Regions from separate parts of the Homo sapiens genome. Here region 2 is linked to region 1. A link is a loop called in an ENCODE intact Hi-C map of the cell type or tissue named here. Cell type or tissue: B cell. All regions are shown on one strand. Links, peaks and the distances in the headings refer to the core of each region. The heading gives the core; the rest is flanking DNA. Region 1 holds the start of LOC124905216 (a long non-coding RNA gene). Region 2 has its middle 21 kb from the start of BCORL1.

Region 1 (9,925 bases), core at 584-8,583:
CTTTGCACCTTTTAAAATGACTTTGGGTGTTTATTCACTGGCTTTTGAACGCAGACTCTGTAGACCTCTTTAAAGTGATGGGATGTGGACGCCTATGGGGATTAGCTGGGGCCCTGGACTCAGTCCAAAAGAGCCCCTGTCACCCACTCTGGAAGGCAGTGCACGGCCCCTTGCCCCTGGTCCCCCACTCTGGGCAGCTCATGCCTCTAGGTCAGAAACGGGACACATGGCTCAACCCCTGGAGAGCTTTCTTAAGAAGCAAAACTGACCTCAGACCTGACCCTCTACCTCTCCACAGTGCCGGAAGCTGCCCAGTGACCCCCAGGAATCCACCAAGAAAAGCCCCAGGGGGGCTTCAGATTCAGGAAAAGAGCACAATGGAGTCAGGGGAAAGCACAAGCACCGGAAGCCGACAAAGCCGGAGTCCCAGTCTCCAGGAAAACGAGCCGACAGCCACGAGGAAGGTAGGCCCCGCGGCCCTGGCCCTCTGGGCTGGGCTGCAGAGGGATCCCCAGGGCACAGTGGTGAGGGCAGAGGGGCTCAGGCGCTGACTCCTTCACTCTGGAAAAGTGAGACTTCTTCACTGTGGAAAGAAGATATGATTGACCCCTCTGAAGTCTAAGGTGAGCGAGCAAGGATCGGGGGCCCCTTCTGCTCCTCCTGGGTGCTAGAATAAGGCTGAAGGAAGTGGTTTTCCGACACAAACACCAGGCCCACAACACAGTAGCCGACCCATTTCCCCGCGATGGGTCTAGGCTCAAAGAAACAAGTTTAAGGAGAATTTAGACAAAAACCACGGAATGGGGGTTCATTACGCTGTCTTCTTTGGGTATACTGGAAAACTGCTATTCTGAAAGGACAAAAATAAATAGCTAGTTAGCTAGGAGAGTTTAGAGAAATCTTAAACGTTTATTATCATTTAGGGACACACAGGATATCTGGGATGACGGGGCTGGTATGTGTCCCTAACCTGTCCGTTTTGCCACTAATAGTTTCTGGGCACCCTTATCAGGGAGAGAATCCCCAGCATTCCTGAGCATAGGAGTCCAGGTTCATGGTCTTGCCCACCTGACGTGACTATGACCTGCCTCTTCTGGTCTGTTCTTTTTTTTTTTGAGACAGAGTCTCACTTTGCTTCCCAGGCTAGAGGGAGTTCAGTGGCACAATATCGGTTCACTGCAGCCTCAACCTCCTGAGCTCAAGTGATCCTCCTACCTCAGCCTCCCGAGTAGCTGGGACCACAGGCATGTGCCATTACACCTGGCTAATGTTTGTAGTTTTGAAGAGATGGGGTTTCACCATGTTTCCCAGGCTGGTCTTGAACTCCTGGGCTCAAGCCATCTCCCTGCCTCAGCCTCCCAAAGTGTTGGGATTACAGGCGTCAGCCACTGCGTCCGGCCTCATCTGTTCTTAGCCGTTTTTTCTCTGTTCACTGGCTCCTTGTTCCTATCTTCCCACCTCACTCAATCCTCCAAGATTCACTGAGGTTGCCCTCCTCTGGGACCTGCTCCAGCTCAGTTAGAACTTTGTTTATTTTCTTTCTTTCTTTCTTTTTTTTTTTTTTTTTTTTTTTTTTTTTGAGATGGAGTCTCACTCTGTCACCCAGGCTGGAGTGCAGTGGCACAATCTTGGCTCACTGCAAACTCTGCATCCCAGGTTCAAGTGATTCTCCTTCCTCAGCCTCCCAAGTATCTGGGACTACAGGTGAGTGCCACCACGCCCGGCGAATTTTTGTATTTTTAGTAGAGTCGGGGTTTCACCATGTTGGCCATGCTGGGCTCGATCTCCTGACCTCAGGTGATCCACCCACCTCGGCCTCCCAAAGTGCTGGGATTACAGGCGTGAGCCACCATGCCCAGCAGAACTTTGTTGAGGTGCAGCAGCCTCAGAGTCCTATGGGCAGTGGGGCCTCCTACTTTCCTACTTTCTGGCACACCATCACATTGATACTGTGCACTGCCTTTTCTGGTATCAGCAAAAGCGACCAAACTCTCAGTTTTTAAAAACCACCTGGAAACACTCATTGTCTACAAGAGACACATATGTGATGGCCACGTAAGGGGAGTGAATAAATGTAACCCAGATTAACCACAGGGTAAACACAAACTCTTTCTCAATCTTTCCCCCGAGCCTCACAGGTGGGCTTTCTGGTCTTTAAGCTTTGATTGTAACATTTCTGCCTTCTGTCCCCAAACCACACATCACTCCAGGTTCCTTGGAAAAGAAAGCAAAGAGCAGTTTCCGTGACTTTATTCCTGTGGTTCTGAGCACCCGCACGCGCAGTCAGTCTGGTGAGTGAGACTAAGGTGATGGCCCCTCTCAGCATCTTCTATGAAAAGAGAGATCGAAATCTGGTTGAGCAGTTTTACCATGGGCCCAGGTGTCGAGTTGGGAATTTGATTCACTGTGCCACAATGCCCAGCTCCTTGCAGAGATAAGAGAGCCCTGGGTGGGGGCAGGGGACAAATAGTCCTCAAATATTGCCCACTGTTTGAGGATTATTTGTTCAACTTTTCAGAGCAGGGATTTGACATCTCTTGTTGGGAGCTGATGGTGGAAAGAGGTAAGGCCTGTGCCACTCGGGAAAGCTGGTTCAACTCCAAGCTTTGGCACCTCGTCATTACTGGGGCTAATCTCAGGCACAGACATTTAACTTTCTACCTTGGTCTTATTGCCCTATGTGACAGGCAGCCTCAAAGTTGGAAAAGTCATTGAATCGTCAGGGCTGGCAGAATCACATTTGGCTCCCTGAATTTGTGTTGGTCAACCTCTAGGGACTAAAAAAAGCTAGCCCTTTCTAGCCACCACTACCTTCTGCTAGCCTCCACACTGGTATCCAGGGCTGGAGATAGTTGTCCCAGTTCACCCAATTTCCATGCAAATTGGATAGAATGGGGAAGCAAGGTATAGTGTAAACTCAGTTATCTGACATTCTAGTAACCGGCACCTTAGCACATGGCAAGCGAGGTGGTAATTGGGGCTCATAATGATGGCCTGGAGGCCTTACAAAATCCTGAAGTGTCCTCTGAATTATCAAAGAGCAATTACATTACAGCCAGTCCCATTTTAGTGTTAAACACATTGTACTGTATTTGATTCTTTGGAAATTGGTGATCCCTTTGTGATCTCTATGATGATTCTGTATTAACCAGAATATTAGATTAACCAGAACACTTTGTTTTGCCTAGTCTATATAATGGAAAATGTGCTGTTATTTGCTGTCTTTTAGCAGTGTGACTAACTTGAAGCTTTGGTCAAGGGCTACTTACTCTATTTGCCTCGAACCATTTCTTTCTTCTGCTGACTTCGCTTGGGTCTGGGGACTGTTGAGTTAATAGCTGGGCCTTGGGAGAAAGATGGTGGTGTCTCACAGCTGCTTCCGAGGAGGAAGGTGTCAAATCTCCTGTAGTGTGAAACCAGGCCAATTTAGGATGTACTTTCGTTGTTAGCAGAGTTGAAGGAAAGAGTGGAGAGAGAAAATGGCCTCTTGGCAAGGTGGCTGAGGAAGGCAGGAAAGGTACCAATCCATCCTGGGGTGGTGGGGGAGGAGGGGGAAGCGCTTGCCCAGCGGTGAGGAACAGCTACAACCGGGTGGAGGGAGGTGCCTGGGAGGAAGCTCCACCCCTGAACTCTTGGCAAGTCGGGAGGAGGTGGGGTCAATTTAAGGGAAGTGGGCGTGCCTGGGTGCATTTGGGCGTGACCCAACCAGGCTCTGTCACAGATCACAGGAAAGGGACTCCTTCTTGCTTCGCTTTTCTTGAGACTCTTCTCTTGTGATGATTCTGCTTGGCCGGGGTGGCTCTGTCCCCAAGATTGGTGGTGCCACAAAAGGAGTATATCCTCCCTTGCCCTGTCTGAGACCCCAATTGCCCTCTCCTAGCCCCTGATTTCCCAGGGACCCGTGGCCCTCTCCTGCCCTTCACAAAATACTTGGCACTTTATAAGAGCTAAGCAAGAGTTTTGGGTGTGGATTCAGGTGACACTGTAACGTGGATGAGTAAGGGTGTGTGTTTTTAATACTTGATGTTGTCTGGTATATTGGACTCTGTAAAGCACATATGCGTGAAAAATCTTATTTGAGCCTCAAAACAGCCCTGTGAGGTCAGTAAGGGGAGAACAGTATCCCCATTTTATAGATGAGGAGACTGCACTGAAGGAACTTTCCCGAACGGTACAGCTAATAACTGGCAGAGCCTGAACTTGAACCCAGACCTTCAAACTCCTAGTCCAGGGCATTCACTTCGACACCATGCTTTGTCCTTTGAAGAAGTACCTGACCATCCTCTGTACATCCCATCCACAGGAAGCATCTGTAGCTCCTTTGCTGGCATGGCAGACAGTGACATGGGAAGCCAGGAAGTCTTCCCCACAGAAGAAGAAGAGGAGGTAACCCCCACCCCAGCTAAGCGTCGAAAGGTGAGAAAGACCCAACGGGACACCCAGTATCGCAGCCACCATGCCCAGGACAAGTCTCTGCTGAGCCAGGGCCGAAGGCACCTGTGGCGAGCCCGAGAAATGCCCTGGAGGACAGAGGCTGCCCGGCAAATGTGGGACACCAATGAGGAGGAGGAGGAAGAAGAGGAGGAGGGCCTGCTGAAGAGGAAGAAACGAAGACGGCAGAAGAGCCGAAAATATCAGACTGGGGAGTACCTGACAGAGCAAGAAGACGAGCAGCGGCGGAAAGGGAGAGCAGGTAAGGCTGGCCAGGGGCTCTGCTGTCGCCGCGGCCCGTTTGGCTTCTGGGAACCCTCGGGCATCTCTACGCCAGCCAAAGGCTTCGGGACCCAGAGAAACCCGGTGCTATGATCTCCAGCTGCCAGAGGGGGTCACTCAACTCCAGCTCCGAGCCTTTGGCTTTGGGTTGACATTGAATGAGTTCGGATTGGCCTGCAGGTGAGCGGAGGACATGAAGGCCCAAGCCCTCCGGTTTCTTATAGAAGTCTGAACCTGTGGGCAAGGCCACGGTGACATCCTTGGCATGGGACAACTGGATACCAGGGAGTTCTCTGGTTGGCTTGAGGGAGTCGAGTCTTTTGGGAGGACGGGTTCTCTCTCCTAGAATCTTGGGTTCAAGAAGACAGAGGGCATCGGCTGCCTTTCCTGGGATACTTGCAGCCTCTAAGCTAAAAAGAAGTACAGTGGGTTCTTCAAACCAACAGAAGAACTTCAAGTAGAAACGGGCACAGCATTGCTTTATCCGTTAAAGCCACAGTGATTATTCAGAGGCGGAGTGAAGCTTTGAGGTGACCCAAAGTAGCATCATTTTTGTTGGACCTGAGTTGAGAAGGCAGGCAGCCCAAAGAGAAAACCAGGCTTTCTCTGACCACATCAAATGCTGTGATATACCATTCCGGAGGCACAGACTGTCACAAGATGCTAATATCAGTATGTTCCACTGAGTACTGTTCAGGCCCATTCCTATAGTGGATTTCTAAATGAGCAAAAAGCACATCTTTGGGTTTTATAAGAACACCTCTGTCTCTCACTCTCATTCTCTGACCTCTACCCTGGAAGCAGCAATTGATTGCCTCCTATGATGTATTCATCCTGAGCTGCCGGTAAACATCCGCTGTCTCCTTATTAGCTAAAACTGAATAACCTCATATTGAGTGGGTAGTAGAGTCCAGGTTTGCTATAATGCAAAGACGGCTTAACCTCATTTCCGGCTCTGTTTAAGTGGAGGTGTATATGATACCCATCTCTACGCTCAAGAGAGTAATTGAGCTAATTTTCATCAACTATGTGACAGAGTGGGAACAATTCTCTTTCTTCTGCTAGAGCAATAATAGATTGGTCAGGAATGAGTTGTCAAGCTGTTGGCCTCAGCCACTTGTGTTAGGATGAAGAGGAGCTTTTGTGTATCACCTAATCTTCTCTAATGGCACCTGGTTTCCTAGCATGGAAGCTTCCTGTGGAACATATTGGCGCTTGGAACCAGAAGGACCTTCGAGGTTGCCTGGTCCAGTTTGCCACCCAATGCAAAGATAGAGATCTCCACAGCATTCTTGACAGGTAGCCAGCCAGCCTTTTCATGAACACACCTCCAGTAACGCAGAGAACACCACCAATCAAGGCATCCTACTTGATTTGGGGGCAGCTCCAGTTGTTGGAAAGTAGGTCATTCTTCCTCTGTGGATGTGTCTAAGGGTTTTGCATTGAGGCAGCTGGATTTGGCACATGGTCTGGTTACTTTCCTCCAGATCTGATGATGGCATCTTCGTGCAGGAATTTGGCAAAGGCCAAATGAGGCAGGTTACCCTGCTTCTGTCTGAGCCTCCTGACTTTTCTTTTCATCCTGGTTTTGGTTATCTCCCTTCTTGACCTGCGGAGCAGGTAGGCAGAGCCACTTCCACTCACACACCTGCCACCTCCGCTCTCTAGTCCTTTGTGGGCTACTATAAAGCCTTCACTTCTCTGCAATTGAATAAACACCCGAGCCTGCCCTGCCCTGGGTAAACAAGGTGGGGGGCTGTTTCTTTGCCTGTAGCATTGAACACTGTAATATGACTTCTTCATGTTTCCTGGGGTCCTCACAAGGCATGGTTCTGTTCCTTCCTCTTTTGCCTCAGCCCAAATGTGTCGCATCAAAAGCTGGAGTTTAGAACATTCTGACTGGAAGTGCTATTAGAGACCATGTAGTACAGCAATTCCTGGACAGGCTATGGGGCCCCACTAGCGGGCTGAGGCTAGCTGGGAGAAAGGGATGGCATGACAGCTGGCCTTCCAGGAACTGTGCATAAGCTGCAGCCAACTCCTTGTGCTGAAATGATGGCTTCCACATCTGGATCTGCCTTTGTCAATGTCACATGTGAGAGCCCGTGTCAGGGTTGAGAGAGGCGAGTTGAGAACTCTTCAATCTCAGTCCCTTCATTTCACTAATTGCTAGGCATGGTGTTCATTCCTTTGGGGAGGAAAACACACGGGCATGGCTCCACCTCAAGAGCTTGTGCTTAAATAACACAATAATGATGTCTTACTTGTTATAACACTTTTTGAAAGGGGTTTTGCATGTATTATCTTATTTAATTCTCATACCACTCTTGTGATGTAGATTATATTCTCCCCATTTTACAGATATGGCAACTGAGGCTCAGAGCAATTAGGACTTGAGCCCAGCCAATCACACAATTGATGGCCAAGCCAAGCAGCACTAATCTTGAGAGATGAGGTTAAACACACAGTCGCCCCTACACACGGGGTTAGGACAGACCCTGTGGGATGAAGCTCTTGATAATGGAGTTCCCGGCAGGCCTTTTTGAAATTAGAATGTGCTTTGTTCAGCAAGCTGTGGCTAAATTAGAGATGTTGCTGGTGTGTTCTAGTGACACCAGTGACTTGATTTTCACCCAGAAAAGGCAGCAGGTTTCTGCCCTTGACTGCCAGCTAGGTAGGCTCATGATGCCTTCTAGTTTCAGGGAGTTCCTGTAGCTTTGATCTTTGTGTCCTCGGAGAGTGACAAATGGGGCAGTCAGGTGAGTAGAGCTGAGGCCATGAAGGCAGCCTTCTACCTTTTCCTCCCTGTTCCCCATGTACTTGATACTTAATGTCAGCAGGACCACCAGATTTGCTTTCATACGGGACTGGAGAAACAGACAAAGGGAATGGGAAAAAAGCAAAAAGAAATTCTGATTTGCTCTGGGCTCTGGGAAAAATCCTGTTAAAATTACCCTTATCTTAGGGCTAGCCAGATGGGCCGCCCCCTGCTGGCAGGGCTGGGAGCTGTCTCCTGCTTGTAGATGAGGGACTTCGATGTTGAAGTATGGTGTGTTCATTCAAGAAGTATTTAGTGGAATAGTCAGCACAGCACTAGATATCGATAGCTGATAGTTATACAACTTTGCACTGCAGTTCTAATCCCCAAAGTCCTCTGATTCATCTTAGAGGAAGGCGTTGCTTTTCTGTGTTCCATTTCTCTGACATCCGTTCTTTTCCTGTTTCTTGCCTTCAGATTTAAAGGCCCGTAAGCAGAAGACTTCCTCCTCCCAAAGTTTGGAGCACCGCCTCAGGAACAGGAACCTTCTCTTGCCCAACAAAGTCCAGGGGATCTCGGATTCACCAAACGGTTTCCTCCCAAATAACCTGGAAGAGCCAGCCTGCCTTGAAAATTCAGAAAAGCCATCAGGAAAACGAAAGTGCAAGACCAAGCACATGGCAACCGTCTCAGAAGAGGCAAAGGTGTGTAGCTATCAAGGGGTATTGTAGAAGGTGTGTGTGGCGGGGGGTCAGAGGAGGCAGGAGGGGGGTGGGGGATGGGGAGGATCAAATTAACCCATATTTAGTAAGGCATTCTCAAACTAGTTCTCGAAGGGTTGGGGGTGGATTTGAAGAATGGGAACTAAAGTTATAGTTAATTTTAAGGTCTGGCCCATGATGGCTTTTCCTCTACAATCTTTAGATTTTCTTTGAGTTAAGGAAGAGTTAAAGAATATGGCAGGATGTTAGCTTGAGTAGCTCGTTAACATCCAATCAAGAAGCTTTTGTCTGGGTTTAACTTACTGGAAACCAATCTTGGAACTTTCTGAGTCAATCAAGGTAGAAAACAACTTGTAGGAGGAAGGATTTTAAGGTCCAGACAAAGGTTGATTGAGGGTGAGGCTGAAGGAATTCCACTGGGGCCCAGGTTCTAGCTACTCCTCCCCTACCCTGCTTCCCAGTTCTTTAGCTTCTCATGGAAGCGTAGATGCTAGTGAGTGGGCAGTCACCAATCAACAGCCAGGCAAGCATTCCTAAAACCCTCATCCCAAATCAACATCTCTTTTGGGTCTGATGTTCATGCCATTGGTGTTAGGTTGCATGTTGTATCCTTAGAAAAAATCAGTCTTCAACCTGGGTTAACTTTACATTTGAGAGAAGTGAGGGTCCGGGTTCAAATGTATACCTATAATATGTATTTGTCATTGACAGCCAAAAACAAAAGCCCATCTTCAGCTTGTTTTGGTGGTCGTGATTCTTATTTTTTTTTTTCTCTCTCTCTCTCTCTCTTTTTGAGAGTCACACGCTTTCGCCCAGGCTGGAGTGCAGTGGCACGATCTCGGCTCACTGTAACCTCCGCCTCCTGGGTTCAAGCGATTCTCGTGCCTCAGCCTTGTGAGTAACTGGGATTACAGGCGCCCACCACCACGCCCGGCTAATTTTTGTATTTTTAGTACAAAAATACAAAAAATCACCATGTTGGCCGGGCTGATCTCGAACTCCTGAGCTCAAGTGATCCGCCCGCCTTGGCCTCCCAAAGTGCTGGAATTACAGGCGGAAGCCATCACGCCTAGCGCTTTGGTGGTCATGATTCTTACTGGAATCCCCGAATGGCACTGGCAAGAGGTGGGAGCCCCAAGTGCTCGTCTCCCCTCCTTTCCCCTTCCCCCTCCCAGAACCTCTTTCCAGCTCAGACAAGACTCAAGCTTATTTCTTCATCTTGAAGAATGGAGCTGCTGCTTCATGCCCTTTCTGTCTCACAAGGGTGCTTGGGGGAACAAAGGAAGCAATGTCTGTGACAGGCTTTGATAACCATAAAGTGCTCTCCGAGGGTTGCTGTGCATCATTGTGCTTCGGGCGGAAGCAAGAATGAGGGAACAGAGGCATAGCGTGGCAGGGTAGCAGCGTTCGTTCCCTTGACCCCCTAGAGTGGGAGGACAGGGGCCCAGGGAAAGAGCAGGGAACTCTGGTCTGTGCCAAGCAGTTCATTCACGTTATCGCTCTTAATTCCCGCAGTGGCACTTGGGAGGTAGGCACCTTTATTATCCTCATTTTGTAGTGAGGAAACTGAGGCTCAAGGAGGTTAAGGGACTTGTGCGAGGTTATTGGGTGGTCCTGAGTGATGCAGTTGGGACGTGAAAAAGGCCTGTCTGCCTCTGGAGCCATGGCTCGTTCCATATGTCTCTCAGGCTCTGAATGGGGGGCTTCTGTTTGTATTTGGGAGGCACTGGGG
Region 2 (9,925 bases), core at 1,243-9,242, 63 kb before region 1:
CATCTTTCCAAAGCTTCTCCTCTCTAACGTTGAAGCGGGAGCTAAGTAGCAGCAATGGGTTCCCTCCCCACCTCCCCCCCACCCCCGCAACCTTATGCAGCCGATCTTAAGGACCAGGTACTGAGGAATGGGCTGTCCTTTCCGACCTGCACCCCTCAACGATTGGGATCGCTTTAGTTTCTCCCTGGAGTCGAGCATTTGCCTGCACTTAAAAAAAAAAATCCCAAACCTGGACCCCCTTTGGGGAGGGGGTTAACAGTTTCCTTAAGTTTTCTCTAGTCTGAGTAAAGAAGGACTTCCTTCTACTCGTCCTCAACTATCCCCTGGGGCTTCAGCGGGGCGCGAGAGCTCGGGTCTGGGCCGGGGGCCGAGCAGGCTGCGCTGCCCCTCCAGGATTTCCTGCACTCGACGCGGCGAGGCCGGCTCGAACTTCGGCCTCCGACGAAGGCAACTCCGCTTCCCTTTAAAATGCAGCAACTCCCGGCCCCCGCCCCCGCCCCTCGGGCCGCCTCCTCCCCCTCCCCCTCCGCCCCTGCCCAGGCCCCGGCTCCTCCCCGAGCCCTCGGCGTGGGGGCCTCCTTGCCACCTGCCCGCTGCCCATCCCACATGCAAAGCGTGACCGCCGGGGAAGGAAGCCGAGCGCGCGCGCCCACACCGGCCCTGCGCCGCGGCGACAGCGAGCAGCTCGCCTACTCCGTCCGTCTGCGCTTACCCAGCATGCACTTCCAGGCCCTGAGCTATCTCGGAGCCGCAGCCCCGGGGTCAGAGCGGCCGGAAGAAACAGGAAGTTTGGGACGGTCCTAGTCGTGGGGCCGGGAGTCCTAAAAGACAGGCCCTGAACTCCGTGCTGCCTCTCCCTTCCCCCGCTCCCTCCCTCTGGCGGACTTCCCTGGGGTCCGTTTCGGGGGCTGGCCTGAACTCCGAAAATCCAGATGTGTTTGGGGGTCATTCAAGGCACACTCCCAGGGTTCCCTTCGCGGTAGCATCTCCTGGCTTTATGGATCGAGGGGTGGGAGGAGGAGGGAGTGCTCCCGCCCTGGTGGGGTGGTAGTCCCCGAGGGGGCGTTGTCTTCTGCCCGCCGAGAGGGGGAAGGACGCTAGATTGGGGTGGAGGTTGGGGGGCTGGAGATTTGTCTCCCACGGCCAATTCCTGGGCGGATAGGGCAGTGGTTAGAACCTATGGCGGAGTCCGGACTTACTGGCTCTCCTTCCCACTGCCAGTTAGCTTTGCTCTAATCTGCCCTCCACATTGACTTAGGCTGCCCCATTACCCTCAGCACTATCTCACAGACCTGCGCTGCTGCTCACCAGGGGCACCGGGCAAGGGAGCCCCATTCCTAGTGCAGAGAACACAAAGGGCATGCCCTGTTGAAAGTGATCTCCATTCGCACACCCCTTTGGCCAGGCAGGAAGGAGTGGACTCTCACTTCCCTTGGCTTCCCTCTCAGTCCCCACCCTACCTCAGCGTTAGCTAAACCACTGACCCAAGCAACCTCAACTGTCCCCACACGAGCCTCTCGCTGGCCAGTAGCTGAAAGGAGTGTGGGTCATGGTTGATCCCAGTGGGCCATTTTGATCCCAGTATGCCATCTGGCCAATCCTTTTCGGCTTGTGCAGACTAGCCGTTTGGGTGGACATACTCATTCTATAGCTTCACACTCCCAGCCAGGGACTTTTCCCTTCCCGCTCACTAGAGGTTTCCAAGTTCTCCTTGATGTAGTCGACTCATTGCATCTTCCTAGATTTGCTGAGAGGAGGTGGTGGGGAGTGAAGAACTAGGAAGAATATTTTGGAGGTGGAAAACTGTAGATGAAAACTCATTGGCTGTAGAATGAATGTAATGATTGTAAAGTGAGACTGTCATGGCCATCACAGACATTCCCAGGCAGAATTAATTGGGCTTTCCCCTGCGCTCCCATAGATTAGGATTTATACCTCTATTATCACATTGTATTGTAATTATTTGTTGACATGTTTCTCTCCCCCATAGATGGGGAGCTCCTGGAGGGCAGAGACTATGCCTTATTTATCTGTAGACCTCCCTGCACAGATCCTTGCTTACAAAAGAGATATTGAATACATGTACTAGAAATGGAAGGGGATCCAACAGGATGACCTTCAGGACCTCGTTCAGCGCTAATATCCTGTGATGCAACTTAAACATGTGCCCACAGATGTTCTCACGTTCACATAAACACACAAATACACAAAATACCATCATGCCACAGTCGGGGTGTCACTCCTTGGAAAGTGAACAGATGTTACATGATGCCAAGTAAATGGCCTTTTGAAAGTTGAATCTCCAAACCTAAACATCTGAAGTGTCGACAGGCAACGTCACAACTGGTTGGGCTGATTTTGTTTACTGCCCTGACTTTTTAAGCAACCACAGCCCTACATAATAGAAACAGTGAGGATTTGAGCTTGAAAAGGCCCTGAGATGCTCTGGTACAAGTCTTTTCATTTTACAGATGAGAAGGTCCCTGGTCCAAAGTCAGACAGGAGCAGAAATGTCAGTCCTGTAATTCTTGACACTCGGAGCTTGCACGTGTGACACGTTTGTATGCAGACACCTGCCTGAACCTGCACACATGGCTGCTGACATGCATAGACGTGGTTGCATCCCCAACCACGTGTGCCACCACGACACAGGGGTACACCCTTCCCCCAAAACTTACCAAGCAAGTGAAGATGGCCCTATCCCCGTGTAGGGGGAGGCAGGGCTGGCTGCTGCTGATCAGAGAAGGGAAGGCAGGGGTCACCTGGGCTGGGCAGCCCTTGCCAGAGTGTGAAGGGGACCGAGAAGCCCATAGGTTTGCAGCTGTCATTGAATGTGCTCGGCTCACCCAGCTCCCCTCGGCTCTTCTCCGTCTCTCGGTCTGCAGAGGGCGAGGAGAGGAGACGCTCCCGGCTCATTCCAGCGAGCCGTGTGCACGCTGCAGGCGTGGTATGTGAGTAAGCGGCGCGCTTCCAGCTGCTGCCTTATACTTTGAGGGCTGACAGGCCGCCCCCTCCCCGCTAAACAAAACTGTGTAGTGGGGCCGCCCTCACCCACCACTGGCCTCTCTTCACACGGGCATGATTAAGGCAACCAGGACCGCAGCAAGCCCTTCTCAAAAGGAGAGAAATTATGGCTTTTTCTCCACCTCGCCTGACTGCCTTTTCCTAGGGGATCTCCTCTCTCAGACCCACCTCCAACTGGAAATCTACGCAGAGTTAACCCCCTACCTGCCTCAGATAGCCTCACTACAGCACACTCTTGTAACACTCCAGTGGAGAGTTTGCACCCTAACCATGGGTGCCTGCTTATATTTCCCATTAGGGTCCTGTCTCCCACCTCCACCCCATTCAATACTATCATCCCTGTCTTACCTTTGTATAGTGCTTCATAGCTTTCAAAGCACTTTCCCATGCATGTCTTATTTCACCTTTACCACACCTCATAAGGCAAGTATTAGTAGCTTCACTTTAGACACCAGGAGGCTGAAGCTCAGAGAAGATAAGCAAGCTGCCCAAGGTCACACAGTTGATGCATTGGGGTAGAGCAGGTCTACAATCTTCATCTTTGACTACAAAGCACACTCTTTGTCCACTCTGCCACCCTAATGCCCAGTTGATATCCAGCTCCCCAAAAGGAGGGGGCTGTCATTCTGCTTCTTTTTTCTTTTAAAAATTATTATTTTCTGGCCAGGCACAGTGGCTTATGCCTGTAATCCCGGCACTTTGGGAGGCCGAGGCGGATGGATCACTTGAGGTCAGGAGTTCGAGATCAGCCTGGCCAACATGGTGCAACTCCGTCTCTACAAAAATACAAAAATTAGCCAGGCGTGGTGGCGCAGGCCTGTAGTCCCAGCTACTCGGGAGGCTGAGGCAGGAGAATCGCTTGAGGAGGCGGAGGTTGCAGTTAGCCAAGATTGTACCACTGCACTCCAGCCTGGGCAACAGAGAGAGACTCCGTCTCAAAAAAAAAAAAAAAAGTAAAATTATTATTTTCATTTTAGAGACAGGGTCTTGCTATGCTGCCCAGGCTGGAGGGCAGTGACTATTAACAGGTGCAATCATAGCACAGTGCAGCCTCGAACTTGTTTTTCTGCTTCTTTTATACCTCCAGAGCACCTGATATAGGACTGGCTCTGTACATGCTGGGCATTCCCAGGCCAGGGTAACCAGACAGACCCATGATACAACCTGCCAGCGAATCCCGGAAACTCCAGGACAGGAGACACTTGCAGGCTAATGGTGGTGTGCACCACCAGAGTCTTCGGCAGCTCACGGCCCTTCTATCTGCCTTAAGTTGCTGGGGCAGAGAGCAGTGCCAAGGCAGAGAGGAAGGAGAACATCCCTCCGTGTAGACCCCAGCTCTTCCCTCCCCCTCTCCTCTGGGGCTTCAGCGGGTCCGGAGCTCATGAATAAAGCTAATATTGGAACTAGTCGTATACTAGTTGGAGAGGGGCTGTTGTCTAGATCCTCCCTTGCAGGGACGGGTTGTGCCAATAGAATGCCCCGAGGCCCCAGCCCTCTCGTGATGGTTGGCTGGAACTAAGGCACCCCCCTCTCTCGCCCTTTTATGAGTCTCAGCTGATTTCCCTGGAGGGCGGCCCCACTAGCCAGCGCCCCCAACCCGCTACCGGACTCCCTCACTATACCTGGGCCCCGCCCCAACTGTCCTCAGGGGCGGGGCCAGCCCTAGGGCAAGCTGGGGCAGGAAGTGGTTGCAATTACACACACTCCCGCCCCGCACTGGCTGCCACTGCCAGAGTGACAATGCTAACTCGGCCGGCCCCAAACGTCAGGGCAAGGGCTAAGAAGAGGACTCAACCAGAGAAGCTCCTGGGCTGGAACGAAGCTCTTTTCCTGAGAGAAGGGAGTTTCCGAGGTTAGGCTTGGTTGGAAGCCTCAGCGGATTGTTGGTCACATCCAGAGATGAAGGGAGGGGGTCGTGGGTCTCCTTCCCCACCCAGACATGGCAGTCACTCACACCGTCATCTCTTTTTAACCTGGCCACTAGCTGACAGCAGCTTTTCCTAGCTGCTTGGGCCCCCTGCTCGCAACTGCCAAGACAGACAGCTCTGATCCCTCCTACCAGGGGAAGATGGGCTTTGATTCTCTACTACTGCAAACAACCACAGCACAGTGGTTTCTATATCCCCTACTCCTCCTTCGTTTCTTAGGCATTCCCATCTGGGGCGGCTCTGGGCCAGGTGGAGAGCGTGACTGGTATGGCCACAGCTATGGGCTGAGAACCATGTAGAGAGAGGGATGGATGGGGGAATTCGAGAATGTTTGGGTGGGATGACTTCAGAACTCTCTGGGTTGGGCTTTCACTGAAAGCATCATTAGCTCAAAAAATTGGGGCTACATTAGAGGAATGGAGGTAGAAGGGGGCAGTGAAGAAACTGGACAAATGAAAGAAGATACTTTAGGCTGGGCATGGTGGCTCACGCCTGTAATCCCAGCACTTTGGGAGGCCGAGCCAGGTGGATCACCTGAGGTCAGGAGTTCAAGACCAGCCTGGCCAACATGATGAAACCCTGTCTCTAGTAAATAAAAAAAATTAGCCGGGAGTAGTGGAGTGCACCTGTAATCCCAGCTACTTGGGAGGCTGAGGCAGGAGAATCTCTTGAACCTGGGAGGTGGAGGTTGCAGTGAGCCAAGATTATGCCATTGCACTCCAGCCTGGGCAACAAGAGCGAAACTCTGTCTCAAAAAAAAAAAAACAAAAAAACAAAAACTTGAGTATGTGAGGGAATGGGGATGGATGAGTGAAGTAGGTTTCTTAAAAGGCCTAGAAACCCAGTGGATACAGTGGGGGGGCTCTTTTTTTTTTCTTTTTCTTTTGAGACGGAGTCTCGCTCTGTTGCCCAGGCTGGAGTGCCGTGGGGTGATCTCAGCTCACTGCAAATTTTTGTTTTTTTGGGTTTTTTTTGAGATGGAGTTTCGCTCTTGTCACCCAGGCTGGAGTGCAATGGCATGATCTCGGCTCACTGTAACCTCTGCTTCCTGGGTTCAAGTGATTCTCCTGCCTCAGCCTCTCGAGTAGCTGGGATTACAGGTACCACCACACCAGGCTAATTTTTGTATTTTTAGTAGAGACAGGGTTTCACCATGTTGGCCAGGCTGGTCTTGAACTCCTGACCCCAAGTGATCCTCCCACCTCAGCCTCCCGAAGTGCTGGGATTAGAGGCGTGAGCCACTGTGCCTGGCCCAAATTTTAGTATTTTTATTAGAGACAGGATTTCATCATGTTGGCCAAGCTGGTCTTGAACTCCTGACCTAAAGTGATCTGTCCGCCTTGGCCTCTCAAAATGCTGGGATTACAGGCGTGAGCCACCATAGTGGGGAATCCTCTTTTCCCTTCCCCAGCATCTTCTTCTGCAAGCCTAGGTTCCTATGTCTGCACTTTTTGAAGCATGAACTTAGCGCTTACCTCCCAGCTTCAGAGCCCCATTTCACATCCTCCTAATAGCTTCAGGGAACCCTCCTTTCCTTGTTCTATTGAAATTGCCCCCCTTCTCCGGTGGCAGGCCTGCTCAATTTGCTGAGGTGGGCTGGGGCTCACTTTGGGGCTGCCTAAAACGGAGGCTTTCCCCTCCTCACTCTGCAGGAGTCAAAGGCTTGGCATCCCAGCTTGGGGGGCTAGCTGGCCAGCAGTCCTTTTCCCCGGGGTGCCAGGCTCCCTGGAGCCTGGGAAGCTGAGTCATAGGCAACTTCAGGCTCCACAGACAGCACAGCAAGAGAAAGAAGGAGGAAGAAAAAGAAAAGGGTGAAAAAAAAAATACCCGGTCGGGCGCAGTTGTTCACGCCTGTAATCCCAGCACTTTGGGAGGCCGAGGGGAGGTGTGGATTATTTGAGGCCAGGAGTTTGAGACCAGCCTGGCCAACATGGCGAAAACCCGTCTCTAATAAAAATACAAAAATTAGCTTGGTGTGGTGATGCATGCCTGTAATCCCAGCTACTCTGGAGGCTGAGGCAGGAGAATCAGTTGAACCCAGGAGGCAGAGGTTGCAGTGAGCTGAGATTGTGCCACTGCACTCCAACCTGGGCGACGGAGTGAGAGAGACTCCGGAAAGACAGAGAGAAAGAGAGAAAGCGAGGAGAGGGGAGGGGAGGGGAGGAGAGGGGAGAGGAGAGGAGAGGAGGGGGGAGAGAGAGAGAGGGAGCGAGAGAGAGAGAGAGAGAGAGAGAGAGAAGAGAGAGAAAGAGAAAGAGAAAAAAGCCCACCATGATGTTTGTCTGTTAGCAGAGGGCAGGAGGGCCTCCTGGTCCTGCCTTAGCCTTGCTTCACTCGCACTGGAGATAGAGATCACAATCAGAAGATTGTCTTTGAATATGAAGGACGACGACAGGACCCAGGATCAAATAAAGGAATAGGGATGGAAGTGTTTTGTAAACTATTAAGTTGTGTACAGATGTGAGGGATTACTACTATTATTAATATGCATTATAAAATTGCATTTTTCTCCCATGGATCTGGTTTATCCAATAGTGTTCTTTTTTTTTTTTTTTTTGAGACGGAGTCTCGCTCTATCGCCCAGGCTGGAGTGCAGTGGCGCGATCTTGGCTCAGTGCAAGCCCCGCCTCCTGAGTTCACACCATTCTCCTGCCTCAGCCTCCCCAATAGCTGGGACTACAGGCACCTGCCACCAAGCCCGGCTAATTTTTTGTATTTTTAGTAGAGACAGGGTTTCACCGTGTTAGCCAGGATGGTCTCGATCTCCTGACCTCGTGATCCGCCCGCCTCGGCCTCCCAAAGTGCTGGGATTACAGGCGTGACCACCGCGCCCGGCCTCCAATATTCTTCTTCTTCTTTGTCTTCTTTTTTTTTGAGATGGAGTCTCGCTCTGTCACCCAGGCTGGAGTGCAGTGGTGCAATCTCGGCTCACTGCAAACCCCGCCTCCTGGGTTCACGCCATTCTCCTGCCTCAGCCTCCCGAGACGGGGTTTCACCGTATTAGCCAGGATGGTCTCAATCTCTTGACTTCGTGATCTGCCCGCCTCGGCCTCCCAAAGTGCTGGGATTACAGGCGTGAGCTACCACGCCCGGCCCCCAATATTCTTCTTAATGCAGGAGCATGACAGAGGCAGGTTAGCCCTGGGAATTTGGAGCTCCAGGTGAAGCCTTGTGTGTGGGTCTGTGTGTGAGAGAGAGAAAGAGAGAAACATGTCTTGCTGTATCTGTACCCTCAATATCTAGAACAAACCAGAGAAAGGAGCTCAAGTGCTTACTGTCTGCCCATTGAATGGCTGATGGAATGAAATCAGGGAGGGGTGCTCCAACCCTTTGGCCTCCTCTGTTGCTGCTATAGTACTGATTTTGTACAGATGGATCTCAGCTCCTTTCAGCTGCAGGAATCATGTCCTACAAACCCAGTCTCCCAAGTGCTGCTGAGTCCCTGCAAGTCTGTGGCAGCAGGTCACTGTACCCCTGGATGTCTCTGTCACAACTAGAGGCTTGGTGTTCAGAGGCTCAGCACACAGCCAAGGCCATTCACACCACAGATTATTGCTATTTGAGTCTTTTCAAGGGCCTTCAGGATCCTGCAAAGCCTTGGAACCGTTCTGAACATCAATCAACAAACAAATGGGGTCATGGATGGGGAAGCACTTTGTGACCCGCAAAGCCCCATACAAATGTAAGGGATTATTGCATTGTATTGCAAAAAAAAGCATTCCGATTCTTTGAAGATTGTAGTTATATGGGTTTTGGCACGCAGGAGTCTACTGCATTATAAAATGTGTTTGTGTGGGAGTGCCTGTCGTGCGTGTGCATGTTCAGGGTTAGGATCTGTACATAGAAACCTACCTGGCCAAATGGCACATACAAAGGGTCACTTAGACCACACAAAGCCGATATTGGTGAGTTATCAAGAATTCCCTGCCCCTCTATCTTTTTCAATATGCTTTTTTTTTTTTTTTTTTTTTTTGAGACGGACCCTTGCTCTGTCTCCCAGGCTGGAGTGCAGTGGCACGATCTCAGCTCACTGCAACTTCTGCCTCTGGGTTCAAGCGATTCTTCTGCCTCAGTCTCCCGAGTAGCTGGGACTACAGGCGCACGCCACCACACCCGGCTAATTTTTGTATTTTTTTAGTGGAGACGGGGTTTCACCATATTGGCCAGGTTGGTCTCGAACTCCTGACCTCCTGATCTACCGTCCTTGGCTTCCCAAAGTGCTGGGATTACAGGCGTGAGCCACCGCGCCCGGCCTCAATATGCTTTTATATAGGTGCTCTCGTTGGATTCTCCCCACAACACTATGCCACTGTTAAGTTTCCCTGAGTTGAGTTTATTCCAATAAAGTACACAGTGAGCTTGGAGGAATCTACTTTTGAGACTTGCAGGCGCTGAGAACTTCGCCTGGGAGAAATTTTCAGGCAGAGAAAAACATGGTCTGTGTAGGTCCTGGCAGGACACTCCAGACCCATGCCAACTTCCCTCCATTCTCTGTCCCCACAGAGCAGCTCTACAACGCCTCCATGATGACCTCCAGACCAAGAAGAAGGCTCTCTTTCAGTCAGACATTCAGTCAACAAACACATACTGAACGCTTTCCTATTGGTGCCAGGCTTTCTGCTAGGTCCTGGCACTACAGAGATGAAGAAGCCTTCACTGCTCCTCATTCACCCCTCACCTCTCCAGCCACAGGTTTCGTGGCATCTTTCCCCCTTCAAGGCTCGCCTTGATGTTCATTTTATTCTACTAAGCGAAGGCAGGGCTAATGGTTTTGAATCCAGCCTGGTTATTCGGTCTCTGATGGAGCAACAAGGGACCCTTTTGGAGAGGGCAACACTCAGAACATCAAATGGGGCTCTCAGCCATGGGCTGTGGGTATCACAAAACTCCAGAGGAAATGCAAGCCTGTTTAGGTTGCTTTTTGTCCACACCTTTGAAAATTCAGGAGATAAAATCATGCAATCGGCCTTGTG

Evidence for each region. Hi-C counts contacts between places; a loop is a spot of excess contacts. Peaks named below come from ENCODE experiments on the same cell type or tissue, not always from the same donor. Only the 100,000 strongest peaks of a DNase experiment are listed, where the experiment ranks them.
Region 2: it touches region 1 in a loop (12-fold over the local background); 5 of 110 quality-filtered maps call a loop at or near these places.

The regions. Positions count from the first base shown.
Region 1 is chrX:130,020,687-130,030,611 of GRCh38, forward strand. It overlaps BCORL1 (BCL6 corepressor like 1), which reads left to right. Exons shown (of 14, transcript NM_001379451.1): 5 at 299-464; 6 at 2,211-2,291; 7 at 4,304-4,693; 8 at 7,949-8,175. It overlaps LOC124905216 (a long non-coding RNA gene), which reads right to left and starts at 3,412. Exons shown (of 2, transcript XR_007068333.1): 1 at 3,270-3,412; 2 at 2,212-2,329. RefSeq lists enhancers at 3,346-3,395, 4,496-4,995. In B cell, for the core only: a CTCF peak has its summit at 7,691 (motif pointing left); DNase peaks (open chromatin) are centred at 3,665 and 7,705; H3K27ac peaks cover 1,329 bases.
Region 2 is chrX:129,956,749-129,966,673 of GRCh38, forward strand. No RefSeq gene overlaps it. Among named protein-coding and RNA genes, the nearest start is that of BCORL1, 21 kb to the right of the region's middle. RefSeq lists an enhancer at 2,338-2,838. In B cell, for the core only: no CTCF peak of the experiment used is centred there; a DNase peak (open chromatin) is centred at 4,723; H3K4me3 peaks cover 1,096 bases; H3K27ac peaks cover 1,078 bases.